Regions from separate parts of the Homo sapiens genome. Here all the other regions are linked to region 2. The links are chromatin contacts, found by Hi-C or POLR2A ChIA-PET in ENCODE. All regions are on one chromosome and are shown on one strand. Each heading gives the region's core, a stretch centred on a gene start or an enhancer-like site at or near the end of the contact. The rest is flanking DNA. Distances are from core to core; before and after follow the strand shown.

Evidence for each region. Hi-C counts contacts between places; a loop is a spot of excess contacts on that map. ChIA-PET counts read pairs that join two places held with the same protein, here RNA polymerase II (POLR2A). Pooled maps may share reads with other maps.
Region 1: a loop to region 2 is called in a pooled map, with 9 times the contacts of the local background. The contact joins the promoter of ARRB1 here to the promoter of SPCS2 in region 2. A Hi-C loop is called at or near these places in 8 of 50 pooled maps. POLR2A ChIA-PET finds 5 or more read pairs at or near these places in 2 of 52 experiments (OCI-LY7 and T-cell).
Region 3: a loop to region 2 is called in a map of CD8-positive, alpha-beta T cell, with 32 times the contacts of the local background. The contact joins the promoter of POLD3 here to the promoter of SPCS2 in region 2. A Hi-C loop is called at or near these places in 4 of 168 maps with a recorded cell type or tissue (CD8-positive, alpha-beta T cell and naive thymus-derived CD4-positive, alpha-beta T cell) and 16 of 50 pooled maps. POLR2A ChIA-PET finds 5 or more read pairs at or near these places in 3 of 52 experiments (MCF 10A, activated CD4-positive, alpha-beta T cell and endothelial cell of umbilical vein).
Region 4: a loop to region 2 is called in a map of CD4-positive, alpha-beta T cell, with 20 times the contacts of the local background. The contact joins the promoter of LIPT2-AS1 here to the promoter of SPCS2 in region 2. A Hi-C loop is called at or near these places in 6 of 168 maps with a recorded cell type or tissue (A673, B cell, CD4-positive, alpha-beta T cell and 2 more), 3 of 37 single-sample maps with no recorded cell type and 14 of 50 pooled maps. POLR2A ChIA-PET finds 5 or more read pairs at or near these places in 6 of 52 experiments (CD4-positive, alpha-beta T cell, MCF 10A, activated B cell and 3 more).

Annotation. Positions count from the first base shown.
Region 1 is chr11:75,350,384-75,354,364 of GRCh38, reverse strand. It overlaps ARRB1 (arrestin beta 1), which reads left to right and starts at 2,704. Exons shown (of 16, transcript NM_004041.5): 1 at 2,704-2,777. The coding sequence starts at 2,758. RefSeq lists enhancers at 1,496-2,451, 3,514-3,563 and a silencer at 2,684-2,963.
Region 2 is chr11:74,947,166-74,950,932 of GRCh38, reverse strand. It overlaps SPCS2 (signal peptidase complex subunit 2), which reads right to left and starts at 1,667. Exons shown (of 5, transcript NM_014752.3): 1 at 1,534-1,667. The coding sequence starts at 1,647. XRRA1 (X-ray radiation resistance associated 1) reads left to right here and starts at 1,842. Exons shown (of 19, transcript NM_001378157.1): 1 at 1,842-2,005. RefSeq lists enhancers at 1,413-1,462, 765-1,619, 1,543-1,762, 1,893-1,952, 2,073-2,122 and 1 more.
Region 3 is chr11:74,590,583-74,594,410 of GRCh38, reverse strand. POLD3 (DNA polymerase delta 3, accessory subunit) reads right to left here and starts at 1,829. Exons shown (of 12, transcript NM_006591.3): 1 at 1,693-1,829; 2 at 295-350. The coding sequence starts at 1,752. RefSeq lists an enhancer at 1,534-2,167.
Region 4 is chr11:74,492,121-74,496,474 of GRCh38, reverse strand. LIPT2-AS1 (LIPT2 antisense RNA 1) reads right to left here and starts at 3,095. Exons shown (of 2, transcript NR_171028.1): 1 at 2,502-3,095. LIPT2 (lipoyl(octanoyl) transferase 2) reads left to right here and starts at 2,751. Exons shown (of 2, transcript NM_001144869.3): 1 at 2,751-3,237; 2 at 4,111-4,354. The coding sequence starts at 2,772. The coding sequence ends at 4,340. RefSeq lists silencers at 2,516-2,765, 2,876-2,985.

The sequences.
Region 1 (3,981 bases), core at 1,455-3,954, 400 kb before region 2:
ATATACAAAGAGTTCTCCTCAACATTATCACTTTTACATTTTATTAATTTTTTTTTTTTTTGAGATGGAGTCTGGCTCTGTCACCCAGGCTGGAGTGCAGTGGCGTGATCTCGGCTCACTGCAATCTCCACTTCCCAGGTTCAAGTGATTCTCCTGCCTCAGTCTCCCAAGTTGCCAGGACTACAGGCGCCCGCCACCATGCCTGGCTAATTTTTTTTTTTTTTTTTTTTTTGTATTTTTAGGAGAGACAGGGTTTCACCATGTTAGCCAGGCTGGTCTTGAACGCCTGACCTCAAGTGATCTACCCGCCTTGGCCTCCCAAAGTGTTAGGATTACAGGCATGAGCCACTATGCCCGGCCATTTTATTAATACATAAATATGTTTTTCAAAAATTAGCTGGGCGTGGTGGTGGGCGCCTGTAGTCCCAGCTACTCGGGAGGCTGAGGCAGGAGAACGGCCCGAACCCAGGAGGCAGAGCTTGCAGTGAGCCGAGATTGCGCCACTGCACTCCAGCCTGGGTGACAGAGCAAGACTCCGTCTCAAAAAAAAAAAAAAAAAAAAAAATATATATATATATATATATATATATATGTTTTTCATAGAGCCTGGCAGGTAAAGCAAAATTGTCCTCTTGACTCTTCTTCTGCCATCGTTGCTCCCTCACTGGAATTTAAAGTAAATTAAATCGACCGGGAGCAGTGGCTCACGCCTGTAATCCCAGCACTTTGGGAGGCCAAGGTGGGTGGATCACCTAAGGTCAGGAGTTCGAGACCAGCCTGGCCAACATGGTGAATCCCTATCTCTACAAAAATACAAAAATTAGCTGGGCATGATGGCAGTGGCTGTAATTCCAGCTACTGGGGAGGCTGAGGTGGCAGAATTTCTTGAACCCAGGAGGCAGAGGTTGCAGTGAGCCAAGATCATTCCATTGTACTCCAGCCTGGGTGGCAGAGCAAGACTTCGTCTCAAAAATAAATAAAATAAATAAATATATTTAGATGTTTTGGGCATCAGCATGGAGAGATCCATTGGAGATCTTATGGTTTGGTCAAACCTGTTTTACAGGTGGGGAAACTGATGTGGAGAGTGGCAGGACCTGGCTTCACCATCCTGGTTAGGGATCTCCTGTCATCAAAGAAGATTCTAGTCTGCTCCTTTCCAGATCTCTGAGCCCTGCAGAAACAACAGGTGGCTTCCTCTTCTTCCTCTGTAGAGGGTGAAACCCAGAGGCCAAGACTGGGAGGAGGGTTCTGGGCTTTCATCCATACTCTCTAGCTCCTAACATTGCCCAGAGGTGGGCCACCCTGCCTACCCATCAGCCTCCCCCTGCCCCTCTGCCAAATCTGGACATAATTATAGTAATTATACTGCATATAAACAGTATAGGTAACTGCTTCTGAGCATAATTACAGGAGATGTTTACATACTCACAACAGCATCAGAGTAAATGATAGCTTACTTTCCCCTTAATACTTAGATATCAGGGACCTATCCGGGATAATTAGCCAAATCTCAGTAGTGAGGGTGTGGTAAAGACCTTACCGTTTCCCACTACCTGCAAAGCAGGAAGGCACCTCAGACAAAGCAGGGTCCCAGCCAAGATTTCACAGGACATCAAGAAGCCTGCAGAGAAGTGGGCTAACATCTACTGGGCACCTACTGTATGCAGGCGCTCAGGGGAGGCCAGCAAACACAAGCGAGTTCTTTCAACCTATTAACAATTCTGCAGGCTGATATTAGTGTATCCTCACTTTACAGGTCCGGACATGGGTTCTCAGAAGCTTAGTGCACAGGGTCACCCACAGCGAGCCATGGAGCTGGGCATGGGCGCTTTCCACGGTGCTACCCGGTCACAGCAGCGGGCCAGCTCTGCCCTCTTCCTTTATCGCCTCTTCTCACTTCTCACAGCTTCCTCTTCCTGGGCGGCCTCCTGCAGCCCCTGCTGGCCGCGGGTCTCCGCTCAGTTCCCCAGTGTCAAGGCCGTCTACTGCCCCCTCCGCCCCTTCTTCCTGTCCCTGTTGTGTGGCTGGGTGTTATCTCTCCAGTAGAAGGGGGTGGGGTGGGTGGAATGGGGAAGGGTGGAGCACAGGGCGAAGGCCTTGCCAGGCATCCCGGGGTCTCCAGCTAAGCGAGGGGCCGCAGGGAGCGCGGCCTCGGGGTCGCCAGACCCTCGGCTTCCAACCACCCGCACACACAAAGGCTGCCCCGGCATGCGCGGGAGAGCGCGCTCGCACCCACGGCCGTGCGCACACACGCACAACTGCACAAAGACGTGCACACTCCTCCATCCACACCAATACACTCCCTAATAGGGCCCGCACACAGCCGTGCGCCCTCACATACACCACACCACCACCACCACCACCACACACACACACACACACTCTCACACGGACTCGCACGCGGGTGGACCCCCTCCCCCACCACAAACGCCGACCTTGGGGCCCTGACGCGTCCCGCCGCGCTGCCCTGCCTCGCTGGGCGGCGCGCGCACACGCAGACGCGCACACACACACACATACACACACGCACACACCCCGCGCGGTTCCACGCCCCTGGCCGCGGCCCGGGCGCTGCGCTGCTCGACGCGGCGGGCGGCGGGCGGGGACCGGGGGCGGGGGCGGCGGCGGCGGCCGGGAGAGCGGAGGAGGCGGAGCAGGGAGCCGGGAGCGGGCTGGCCCGCGCTCCTCCTGCTGGCTGGGGATTTTCCAGCCTGGGCGCTGACGCCGCGGACCTCCCTGCGACCGTCGCGGACCATGGGCGACAAAGGGACCCGGTGAGTGCAGGGCGGCCGCCCGGCGGGGGGCGCGTGGGGGCGACCTCGGCGAGGACACGGGCGGGGGCTCCGATTGCGTCCTGGTTCTGCGTTCGCGGCCACCGCGGGATCTAGTACCAGCTCTCCTCCACCCGAGGTCTCCTGTGTGGTCTCCCCGGCAGGGCCGTGGGCGGGGGGACCCAAAGGGCGAGGGCCGGGCCGCCCCATGTGGGCCGCAGCTCCTGGCCCGGACACACAGCTCGCTGACACCCAGCATTGGCCGGCAGCCGCAGAGACGCACGGGGGCAGGTTGACACACAATACACGCACGGGCACACTAACCCGTGGCACAGGCATGCTGGCGCACACACTGGCAACCGCTAGCACACGCTCATCACACGCAGTGGCACGCCGTCATACACGCCTCGGTCAACACATTCTTGCTGACAGCCTTGTTGGCATGCACAGCTCACAATCCAACACACACCAATTCTAGCACACCCTCGTGCTGGCACACACGTGTGGGCATACACTGATACGCACACTGTCACCTGCACTCGCTGTAGCAAACACTCTTGCTGGCACACACATCACCCTCACTGGCACACACACTTGTGCTGGCATGTCTCACCAACACAGCGGAGCGCAAGGCCACACCAACACTGACCCCCACAGACACAATCAGACTGATGCCCTCAAAGACTGGCACCCCACAGGCACGAGCTGCTAGCCCAAGGCCCGCTGACACACACGCTTCAGGCCCCACATGGCCAGAAGTGGAAACACACACATCACACAGGGTAGAGCGCCCCCCGCCACCCCCAGCCTGGGGAAAACAGATCGCATTTCATCCAAATAGATCCCATCCATCTACTCTGTTCCCTTTCCCTCTGACCTCCTGAGGAGTGGCTGGCCAGGGGCTGTTTTGAACCTAGGGCTGGGAGAACCCCTCCCGTTCTCCTAGAACCTGTCCTGAAATACTCAGAAACAGTCTCTGCCTCTGAAAGGGGAAACTGGGACAAAAGGAGGAGGGGGCTGGAGCAGGACAGCCCCTGGGGGCAGCCCTTCAGACAGGACCAGCGCTGGTCAGGGGCTCAGCGTTGCCACCCTATTTTCCCCGTTGCCCTCCCCACCCCCTAAGTGGGCACAGCAGCCTCTCCCTGGGCTCCCCCTCTTTCTCATTGTTTTCTGTCTTTCTCTTCTATTCTTGTGTCCGACTTCTGCC
Region 2 (3,767 bases), core at 418-2,917:
AATTCCCCATACTCTCACATGTCTTGAAGCAATTTACCATCCCAACCTCCAGAATATGTTTCTGTATCTTAAGGTTTGAGTGTGAGGCCAGGTGCATGGTGACTTATGCCTGTAATCCCAGCACTTTGGGGAGCCAAGGTGGGAGGATCTCTTGAGGCCCAGGAATTTGAGACCAGCCAGGGCAACACAGTAAGACCCTGACTCTACAGAAAAGTTAAAAGCAAAAAAATTAGTCAGGCATAGTGGTGCACATTTGCAGTCCCAGCTACTCAGGAAGCTGGGGTGGGAAGATCACCTAAGCTTAAGAGTTCAAGGCCGCAGTGAGCTAAGATCCATTCTGGGCAATGGAGCGTGACCCCTCTCACAAGAGAAGAGTGTGAGAACCATGTCTTTCAAAACCAATGACACTCAAAAAGACAAGTAAAAAGACCTGGATCTTAACCCCTCAACATAATCATGTTTTCATTTCTTAAGCACCTACCATGTGTTATGCACAGGGAAGTCTGAAAGCTGTTTTCAATTATATTCAAAAATTCTGCTTACTATATTAAAGACACCATGCTTAACAATTCTCATCAAACCAGCCCAGGGCCCTACAATGAGAGAACTGGAAGGGAATTTAGAGTTAAGTCCCTCATTTTAAGGCTAAATCTCTCACTTTGCAGATGAGAAAACAGATATAGAGAGAGCAAGCATATTTCAAGGTCACAAAGCTAATTAGAGGCAAAATCAACACCAGGACGTTGTTCTCCGTGCAACTGTTTCTTCCAAGATGCTGTGCAAAGAGCAAGAAAGGCCAACCCAGGGACAGTTTTCCTTTTTTTCTTTTCTTTTAAACCCTTGTTGCTAGGACTGCAGTTAAAAAAAATTTTTTTGGATGAGCAGAGGGAGGAAAGGGGCAAGCGTGAGCGGGCAGCAGTGCACTTGGTAGCAAAGAGGGAGGTGGAGGGAAGAGAGGAGAGGGCGGGGAAAAACAACAGGAAAAAAAGAAAAATCTTAAAGGCTTCTTGTCAGCCCAGTAGAACAGTCAATACTCAAATATTTTCAGTATTCGCCTATCATGATAAAACGCCTAAAAACTTCAGTAAGCAAAAGGACAAGAAGCACTTTGGAATCTGTAGCAGCACGCAAGGGTGATGGTGGTAGAGAGTTTGGGGGATACTGATTCTTTAATCTTTGGGCTTCGGTTTTCCGTGTCTGTGAAATGGGCACTGACAACAGTGCACCCAGCCCCCCAGGAGAAAAGAGATGGACACGATTAAATATAGGAAAAATCAAATTACCGAAAAAGGTGTGGCGACCAGGACCAGAACACTTGCGAGAAAAGAAGAAGTTCTAAAGAGGACCGGGTCCAGGTTTGAAGTGTGATGAGGGCAAGGGCAGGCTCCAAGCGTGCGTAGGGTTGTGATAGTGGTCACACAAGGGCTCCCCTCAAAAGGCCGTAGAAAATAAGGGAGACCGGGATGGGAAGGTTGGCTCGCCGCCTCCCAGGCCTCCCCAGGATTCAACTGTTCCCAAGAACCGGCTCCTCACCTTATCCAACAAGCCGCTACGGCCACTTCCTGTCCCGCAGTTGGAAGCACCACCAGCCCCACTACAGCCTCCGCTACCACCGCTTCTCCCGCCCTGTACAGCTGCCGCCGCCATCTTGTCCGCCTCTGCGTCTCCCTCCCCTCCGACTTGTCTGAAGCCGATTGGCTGGAGCTGACAGCGTGACGCGCCGCGCGGAGTCAATCGGGATCCGTAGTTTGGGTCTTGCTGGCGCGAGGTAGTCAGAGGACGTGGCCGCGGGGCTTGCTGGGACTTGAGGTTAGACGTCCCGGCCGTCGGTTGCCGCCTACACTGTCTGCCGTCGCGTCGCAGTTACTAAGGCGTGGGGAAGATAGCGGCAGGCACCGCAGTGGAGCGGCTCCGAGATCCCCGGGGGGCTCGCAGGCGCGCATCCCTCCTGACTGGGACGTCGCCTCCGCAGACCCCTCGGAGGCTGAAGCGACGCCGGAGGCAGGTGCGACTGAAACTTAGTTTTCGAATTCGAGTCTTTCTCCGGCCCAGGTGTGGAGTTTCCAAAGGAGTGGGCAGGAGCTTGTCCTTCATCCTTTTCTAGCCCGGTTGTGGCACTTACCGATTATTCTCTCAAGCAGCTGTCATTTTAGCTGTTTGTAATGTTTTCGTGTTAACGGAGAACTCGCGTTTACTGAGTGCCTACAGTCTGCCAGGCAGTATCCTATGTGCACTTCCAGCCATCCTCTCTCTCACTGAGTCCCACAACAGCCCTGTTAGATGAGGAGGAAACTAAAGAACCTACCCAAAGCCAGATAGCATGTATCTGAACTCGGTTTTCAAGCCGGCATTTAAAAAAAATCAAAACCAATATATATCCCTTCTGACACTCTGCTTTTACGGTTTTAGGATGTAATAGTATTCTAGATTTTAATTATTTTTTTCACAAATGTATATTGAGCACCAATATTGTACTAACGGATACAGGGGATCAAGATAGACCTGGTTGCTACTCTGGTGGACTACTACTCCATGACAGAGTTATCAAATAGCAGTATTGTATTATACCATGCTCTATTACGTTGTATTTTAATTAATTTTTTTCACAAATGTATATTGAGCACCAATATTGTACTAACGGATACAGGGGATCAAGATAGACCTGGTTGCTACTCTGGTGGAACTACTACTCCATGACAGAGTTATCAAATAGCAGTATTGTATTATACCATGCTCTATTACGTTGTATTGTTTTTTAATTCCTATATATCCCCCATAAGCGTCTAAAGAATTAAACAAATATTTTTGAGTTTCTTACTATGTAACAGGCACTATTCTAGTCACCAGGGATATATCCCTGAATAAAACAGACAAAAACTTGTCTTGGGGAAGCCAAAATTCATGTGAAAATAATTATCTCGGCCGGGCGTGGGGGCTCATGGTTGTAATCCCCGCCAAGGCAGGCGGATCACCTGAGGTCAGGAGTTAAAGACCAGCCTGGCCAACATGGTGAAACCCCGTCTCTACTAAAAATACAAAAATGAGCCGGGCGTGGTAGCGGGCACCTGTAATCCCAGCTACTTGGGAGGCTGAGGCAGGAGAATTGCTTGAACCGGGGAGGCGGAGGTTGCAGTGAGCCGAGATCAGAAAGAAAAGAAAATAATTATCACTAAATAACTAAATTATTACTAAAAAGAAAATAAATATCACTAAATAGCAATAACATCAGATGATATTTCATTACCTCTGTGAAGCAATCCGTGGACACTAGTCAGATCCCCTGTAGCTTGTTGTTGCAGTTTATCTTTTACAACTTCTCATTTTTCTTTTATTTAAAATAAAGTGAGATGATACAGCATTGCCCTAGTCACTTTTTATTTTATTTTTTATTTTTTGAGACAGAGTCTCACTCTGTCACCCAGGCTGGAGTGCAGTGGTGGGATCTTGGCTCACTGCAACCTCTGCCTCCTGGGTTCAAGCAGTTCTTGTGCCTCAGCCTCCCAAGCTGTAGTCTTTGTAGCTGGGACTACAGGCACATGCCACCACACCTGGCTAATTTTTATATTTTTAGTAGAGACAGGATTTCGCCGTGTTGGACAGCCTAGTCTTGAACTCATGACCTCAAGTGATCCGTCTGCTTCGGCCTCCCAAAGTGCTGGGATTACAGGCATGAACCACCACACCAGGCCAACTTCTCATCTTTCAAGATCCAGCTTTAATGTCACCTACCCTGTGAAACTATTTCTGATACTTGCTTCTTCTTTCTT
Region 3 (3,828 bases), core at 580-3,079, 360 kb after region 2:
ATAGCACATGTAATTAGTTAAGACAAGGTCATATTGGAGTAGGGTGGATTCGTAATTCAGTATGACTGGTGTTCATATAAGATGGACGTGCAAAGATACAGATATACAGGGAGAATGCCATGACAATGAAGGCAGAGATTGGAATTACGCAGCTACAAGCCAAGAAATACCAATGATTGCCAGCAAACCAAATTAGCTCTAATCTATGTAGGCTATCTGTAGAGTTAAAAGCAAAGCATAACAAAACAAAAAAAAATTCCAATATGATTAAAATTGGTAGTAAATTGGACTTACTGTTTGGCCTGGTTAACATGAACCCCTAGTGTATAGCTCAGCCATTTGTATGTCACCTGTAACAAGAAAAAATTTTTCAAATGTTTTATTAGATGACTCCAGAGTGCACATCAGTCCCGAAGGTCTGTTGCTAAAGATTCCTATTCTTAGATGATTATGCCTTACAAATTACAATAAATGCCACTGCAGTTTTCCCAAGAACTATCTATCTGGGTAGGCAGGACCTATTTATCTTAAAAATGCTAAGAAGTTTGTTTCATGAACTAATGAAAAGTAATCTAAAAAGACAAGCTGAACATACCTAACAGAAAAAACTCTCATTTTCCTCACATTCCTTGTTTTACTCAGGCCCTTTCCTCATGATGTTTTTTTTGGGGGCCACCAGCCAAAGCCATCCTAAAACTCATTCAGAAGCTAGATGACTTTGAAGTGTGATGTCTCAGAAACTTCTAAAGAAAGTTGCACCCATGCAAACATTAAAGGGCACAGGTGGTGCAGGGGTCAGGAAACGAAAAAAGTGGGTAAATATTTTTATAAGAGATTAGATTGGGAACTACCAGCATCAAGCCTTCATCCCTCCTAGACCCAGGATGCCTGCACTCTCTTCTCTCAAAGTCTCTTCCAATTCCAAATGTCAAGCTTCCAATAGTTAGAAGACTTGCACAGGTTAGGCAAAGGCAGTGTGATGTAGAAGAAAGCATTAGTAAGAGGACAGACCTAGGTTGAAAAACTGCCTATCCCTTACCAAACGCAAATAAACAAGTTATTTGGCCCCTCAGCTTCAATTTCCTCATCTCGGGATACCACCACCGACCTGGGATGGGGTGCGGGGAGGTCACTGTAAAGATTAAAGTGCCTTGGCACACAGCAGGCACTCAATCATCACGGTTTGCAAAGTGCACTCACATCCATCAATTCGCTCGATCTTTTCCTCACCCGTGTGAAGCGGATCAAACCTCTATCAATGCTTAAATTTCCAGGAAGAGGAAACAGTATCTGGAGGTTACGCAACTTGTAACTTAACACAGTTAAGACACGATTTCCTCAACTGTAAACTTAAAACTTTAAACGCCAACCACCTTAAAAGAAAGGTGTAGGGACGCCTTAGAACTCTCAGCCAACGGCCCTCCCTCCGCGCCCGGTCTCCGCGGCTCCAGCCCCAGGCTCTGTTCCCAGCACGCCCACCCAAGGGACGCGGACTTCCGTGTGTGCTGGAGGACCTTCCCGACGAGTCCTCGCTCGCTCTGGGGCACAGAGCTCGCCCAGGTCCCCTCGTGGGGACCTGTCTCCCCTGGTCCCCACGAAGCCACAAGCAGACAGAGGGTCAAGGCTCCCGCCGCCCTAGCCGGGCCCAGGACCCCGGTCGCACGCCCGCGTTCCCCAGTAGTAGCTGCTCACGATCTTGTTTTGGTCCGTGACGAACTCGTCTATATTTTCCAGATAAAGCTGGTCCGCCATGGTGCGGCAGCGCTGGGACCCGCCTCTAACCCCTCTCTCAATCACAGCCACAGCTCCCGCCGGCGGGAAACGTCTTTGCTCCCTCCCAGGTCCCGGGTCGTTTCCCCGGCAACGGAGGCGACGCACTACGGCGGCCCTCGAAGGGTCAAACTAGTCAGGGAGACGGCGCAGACGGAGGTAGGCAGAGCTAGTAGAAAACACCGAAGTGCGGGGCCTCCTGGCTGGTTTTTTCCTATACCTACGTACCTATGATAAAGTTTAATTTATAAATTAGGCACAGTAAGAGATTAACAAAAATAACTAACGATAAAATAGAACAATTATTATTATACTGTAATAAACATTAGTGAATATGGTCTCTCAACAGATGTCATTGGGTATAATATTTCCCTACCGAGGTTGGCTGCGCGTGATGAAACCCGGGAAAGCCAGGATAAAGGGGAGACTATTGAAAACAAGTAATTTTAGTAGTGCTGCCAACTGGGGAAAAGTACTGCCTGTTATAATCCCTCAGAGTTGAGAAATTAGGGAAGGTTTTTCCAGAGGGGTTGAGGAGAGGCTGAGTGTTTCGGATAGAAGCAGGAGAATTTGCTGGAAAAGAGTTCATTATCTCTGGATTGTTAGGAGAAGAGGCGGATGAGAGAGACTTGGGAGAAACCAAATCGTTGTGCCTAGGAGACTGTGAAGAGGCGCTTGAGCTGTGTTCTCAGGAAAACTTGGAGAAAAGTTATCAGGTTGGGGAATTTCAACTCAAATTTCTCCTAGTATCACCCCCGCAAAAATCTTTAATAATTGACTTCAGCATAAGCCGGTGCAGTTCAGTATCGCAGGTGTAGTGCGTAAGAGAGTGGGCTCTAGAGTCAGACTTACTGGGTTTGAATCCTGGTTTTGCTGTTTGTTGTGTAAACTTAGGTAATTCTTTAGCCACTAGGAGCCTATTTCCTTATCTATAAAATGGGAATAATAACAGTACCTACTTCAAAGGCTTGTCGCGACATGCATTCATTCAAAGCATAGCAAAATCCTGAGAAAGGCCAGATACTATTCTGAGTGTTGAGGTGCTGGGGCTGCAGCTATGAGCAATAATAAACCGAGCCTGTTCACATGTAACTTACATTCTGAGATTTTTAAGTGAAAGATAGTGGTGGTTTAAAATAGGGTAGCAGACCGGGCGCGGTGGCTAACGCCTGTAATCCCAGCACTTTGGGAGGCCTAGGGGGATGAATCACCTGAGGTCAGGAGTTCGAGGCCTGCCAGGCCCACATGGTGAAACCCTGTCTCTACTAAAAATATAAAAATTAGCCGGGCGTGGTGGCACGTGCCTATAGTCCCAGTTACTCCCAGGGCTGAGGCATGAGAATGTCTTGAATCCAGGAGGTGGAGGTTGCAGTGAGCCGAGATCATGCCACTGCACTTCAGCTTGGGAAACAGAGAGAGACTCCGTCTAAAAATAAAATAAAATGGCTCGGCGCAGTGGCTCACACCTGTAATCCCACACTTTGGGAGGCCGAGGCAGGCAGATCACCTGAGGTCAGGAGTTCGAGACCAGCCTGGCAAACATGGCGAAACCCCGTCTCTACTAAAAATACAAAAATTAACCAGGTGTGGTGGTACACGCCTGTAATCCCAGCTACTCGGGAGGCTGAGGCAGCAGAATCACTTGAACCTGGGAGACCGAGGTTGCGGTGAGCTGAGATGGTGCCACTGCACTCCAGCCTGGGAAACAGAGTGAGACCCCCCTCAAAATAAATAAATAAAATAAAATAGGGTAGCAGTGCCAGGCACAGTAGCTCACACCTATAATCCCAGCACTTTGGGAGGCCAAGGCAAGTGGATCACTTGAGCCCCAGGAGTTCGAGACCAGCCTGAGCAACATACTGAAACTCCGTCCCTACTAAAAAAAAAAAAAAAAAAAGCCATGGTGGCACGAGCCTGTGGTCTGTGGTCTGTGGTCCCAGTTCTGAAGTGGGAGGATGGATTGAGCCCAGGAGGTAGAGGTTGCAGTGAGCACTTGATCATGCCACTGCATACAGCCTGGGTGACAGAGTGAGACCCTGTCTCAAAAAATAATAATTT
Region 4 (4,354 bases), core at 1,846-4,345, 460 kb after region 2:
AAACAAAAAAGAACAACCGCAACAACAACCAAAGTTTTACACCTATTTTAAAAATTAACTCCCATTTTGTAGGTTGCCTGTTCACTCTGATGGTAGTTTCTTTTGCTGTGCAGAAGCTCTTTAGTTTAACTAGATCCCATTTGTCAATTTTGTGGGGGGGGGGAGGGATAGCATTAGGAGATATACCTAATGCTAAATGACGAGTTAATGGGTGCAGCACACCAGCATGGCACATGTATACATATGTAACTAACCTGCACATTGTGCACATGTACCCTAAAACTTAAAGTATAATAATAATAAATAAAAAATTAACTCAAAATGTATCATAGACTTAAATGTAAAATAAAAAATCTTTAAAAAAATAGGCAGTAGAATGTCTTCAGGATCTAGGGCTGGGCAAAGAGTTATTAAACCAAAAGCATCAATAAAAGGAAAAGTGGATAAATTGGACCTTATCACAATGACAAACTTTTGCTCTGCAAAAGATACGGTTAAGAGGATGAAAATACAAGCCATACACTGTGAGAAACTGTTTACAAAGCACATATTTGACAAAGGGCTAATATCTAGAATATATAAAGATATCTCAAAACTCAACAGTACGAAAAACAATTAATTAGAAAATGGGCAAAAGACATGAACAGACATTTCACTGAAGGGAATATACACATGGAAGATAAGCACATGAAAAGATGTCTTACATCATTAGTCAATAGGGAAATACAAATTAAAATCACAATAAGACACCACCACACACCTATTAGAATGGCTAAAATAAAAGCTAATGCTCATGAGGATGCAGACAAACTTGATCATTCATACACTGGTGGTGGGTATGTAAAATGGTACAGCCGCTCTGGAAAGCATTTTGGCAGTTTCTTAAAAAACGAAACATGTAACTACCATGCAACCCAGCAACTGCACTCCTGGGCATTTATTCCGGAGAGATGAAAACTTAGTTCACACAAAAACCTGTACACAAATGTTTACAGTACCTTTACTCAGAATATCTGAAAACTGGAAACAACCCAGGTGTTCTTCAGTGAGTGAATGGCTAAACAAACTGTGGTACATTCATACTATGGACTACTACTCATCAATAAAAAGAAACGCGCTATTGATACATGCAACAACTTGGATGAGTCTCCAGATAATTATGCTGAGTGAAAAAAAAATTCTAAAAGGTTGCACTCTGTATGATTCCATCTATACAACACAGACGTTTGCCAGGAATTAAGAAGCAGTGTAACTACAAAGAGCAACATGAGGGATCCTTGTGGTGATGAAAATGTTCTGCATCTTGACTTTATCAATGTCAGTATCCTGGTTGTGATATTGTACTACAGTTTTGCAAGGTGTTTCCATTGGGGGAAGCTGGGTAAAGGGTACATATAATCTGTCCATATTATTCCTTACAACTGCATATGAGTGTCCAATTTTCTCAAATAAAACATTTAATTAAAATAGTACATATGTGATTTCTCTTGTCCAAACCCTGATTGATAATTTGAACCCTTCATCAGACTGGAAAATTTCTCTTCTATTCCTAGATTGCTAAGTATTTTGGTCAGAAGAGGTGTTTATTTTTGCCAATAGATTTATCTGTATTTTTTAACATAATCATAGCTTTTCTTTAAAAAAAATTTTTATTATTTCTTCCAATGAAGGCTTTTCTCTTTTAAGGTAAATTACATTGTTTGATTTCAGAATGCAAAACCAACCTTGCATTCCCGGGATAAACCCTACTTCATCATGATGTATTAATCCTTTTATAAATTGCTGGATTTGATTTGCTAATATTTGCTTAGGATCTTTATGTCTATGTTTATGAAATGTTTTTCAGACACCTATGGTGTCTGAAAAGTCCTCAGTAAAAATTCATTGAATTCAGACTTGTTTAAATGATACTCTAACTGCAACATAGCTGATGTTGTGGTCCAGACACCCCCTCAGGGCCTAGACAGTCATTCCCTCAGCTTCTGGAGTTGGTTACTGATGATACACAACTGAGTCCTTCTCTGGGGGCCGCCCTCCACCGAGGGAAGCAGTCTTGCCAAAAAAAAAAAAAAAAAAAAAATCACAGCTCCTCCCCAGGTGTAGCCTGTATCCATGACTGGTCAATGCAAGGATAAGAGTTTCTGGCCCCCTTGCTTTAATGTGGAACTACTCTGAAGGGTCATCCTAGGCTCCAAGCATGCCTTGGGATTGGTCAAGGCCTCTGCTGCAACTGTTTTGCAGGCCAACTTCTTCCTCTGCCTACAAATTCCTGCTTCCTTCACTTTCTTACAGGTGCTGATCTTTAAGTTCTCCCTACCTCCACCAATAACCTTGTAGGCAAGCTAATCTCCCTCTTGCGTCCCCCAGGGGCTCAACACAGGACACACCACGTTACCCTGTTTTATTTTTCTTTTCATAGCATTTAACACCTTATACGTGAAATAACCTTATTTACTTAACACTTAAAATACTTATCGTCTGCTGTAAGAATGTAAGCTTACCAGGACAGATCTTTCTCATACGCTATGCACCGCTGTATCAAGCGCCTATGGCAGGGCCTGCAGAACACAGCAGGCACTAAATACTGGTTGTTGAATGAACCGATGAGTCTGGCCCCGCGCTTTTGGTCCTGGGATCACATATCCCCCCTCCAGCTTTTAACACGCACCTGGGAGCTGCGGCTCGGGGTGTGCCCCCGAGTCCCCGCCCCTCAGGCCACGCCCCCAGGCCCACGGAGAGGGCGGGGCCCCGCGGACGCAACGGTGGGCACGATGCGGCAACCCGCCGTTCGGTTGGTGCGCCTGGGTCGGGTGCCGTACGCCGAGCTACTGGGGCTGCAGGACCGCTGGCTGCGGCGGCTGCAGGCCGAGCCAGGCATTGAGGCCCCGTCGGGGACTGAGGCGGGCGCGCTCCTGCTCTGCGAGCCCGCGGGGCCCGTGTATACGGCCGGGCTGCGCGGCGGCCTGACGCCCGAGGAAACTGCGCGGCTACGGGCCTTGGGCGCCGAGGTGCGCGTCACAGGCCGCGGTGGCCTGGCCACCTTCCACGGCCCGGGCCAGCTGCTTTGCCACCCGGTACTCGACCTGCGGCGTCTCGGCCTGCGCTTGCGCATGCACGTAGCGTCGCTGGAGGCGTGCGCCGTGCGCCTGTGCGAGCTCCAGGGCCTGCAGGACGCCCGCGCGCGGCCCCCGCCCTACACTGGCGTCTGGCTAGACGATCGCAAGATCTGCGCGATCGGTGAGCGCCGCGGAGCAGGGCGGTACCTGAGAGCCGAGGTCGGAGCTTGAGGCCTGGGGGCGGGGTCTGACGGGGCTGGACCAACGGAGGTGAGGGCCGGGAGGAGGCGTATCTAGCGCGGGTTTTGAATCACAGCTACCCGCTGCGTTTGAGTTTTTAAGCCCCTTTTCAGATATCGTATATTCAGAAGCAGAAGGCTCCTCACATCTAGTCCAACACGCATTTCTGTTAAGGGAGAGACAAGAGAAGTGAATTGCCAGGTTACGTCCTGCGAATGACAATGTCATGGCAAATAAGGGTGCTAATTTTCAAACTTTTTTTTTTTTTTTTTTTTGAGACAGAGTCTCGCTTTGTCACCCAGGCTGGAGTGCAGTGGCGCAATCTCGGCCCACTGCAAGCTCCGCCTCCCGGGTTCACGCCATTCTCCTGCCTCAGCCTCCAGAGTAGCTGGGGCTACAGGCGCCCACCACCAGCCCGGCTAATTTTTTGTATTTTTAGTAGAGATGGGGTTTCACCGTGTTAGCCAGGATGGTCACGATCTCCTGACCTCGTGATCCGCCCGCCTCGGCCTCCCAAAATGCTGGGATTACAGGCGTGAGCCACTGCGCCTGTCCCCAAGCTTTTTTTTTTTTAAGTATTGGAATCTGTTAAAAGACATTTCCTGGAATCCTCATGATGAGTGCAGCTGCTTGAAGCCACGCACCCCTTCCTTTCATTTGTTTCCTTTTCCCATCTGAGTACAATCCCTTGTTTCTCCAGAAACAAAATTTGAAAACCGGTGATCTAATCCAGTTTTCTCATCGCCCTGAGAGGGACACCAAAGCCCGGAGAGTGGAGGGTATCTACTCTAAGACCCTTTGGCTTGCCTTGCAGGAGTCCGCTGTGGAAGGCACATCACATCCCACGGCCTGGCTCTCAACTGCTCTACCGACCTCACGTGGTTTGAGCACATCGTGCCCTGTGGACTGGTTGGGACAGGCGTCACTTCCTTGAGTAAGGAGCTCCAGAGGCACGTCACCGTGGAAGAAGTAATGCCACCTTTCCTTGTGGCCTTTAAGGAGATCTACAAGTGCACACTGATCTCAGAGGACAGCCCCAACTGAAGAGTACTCATAAC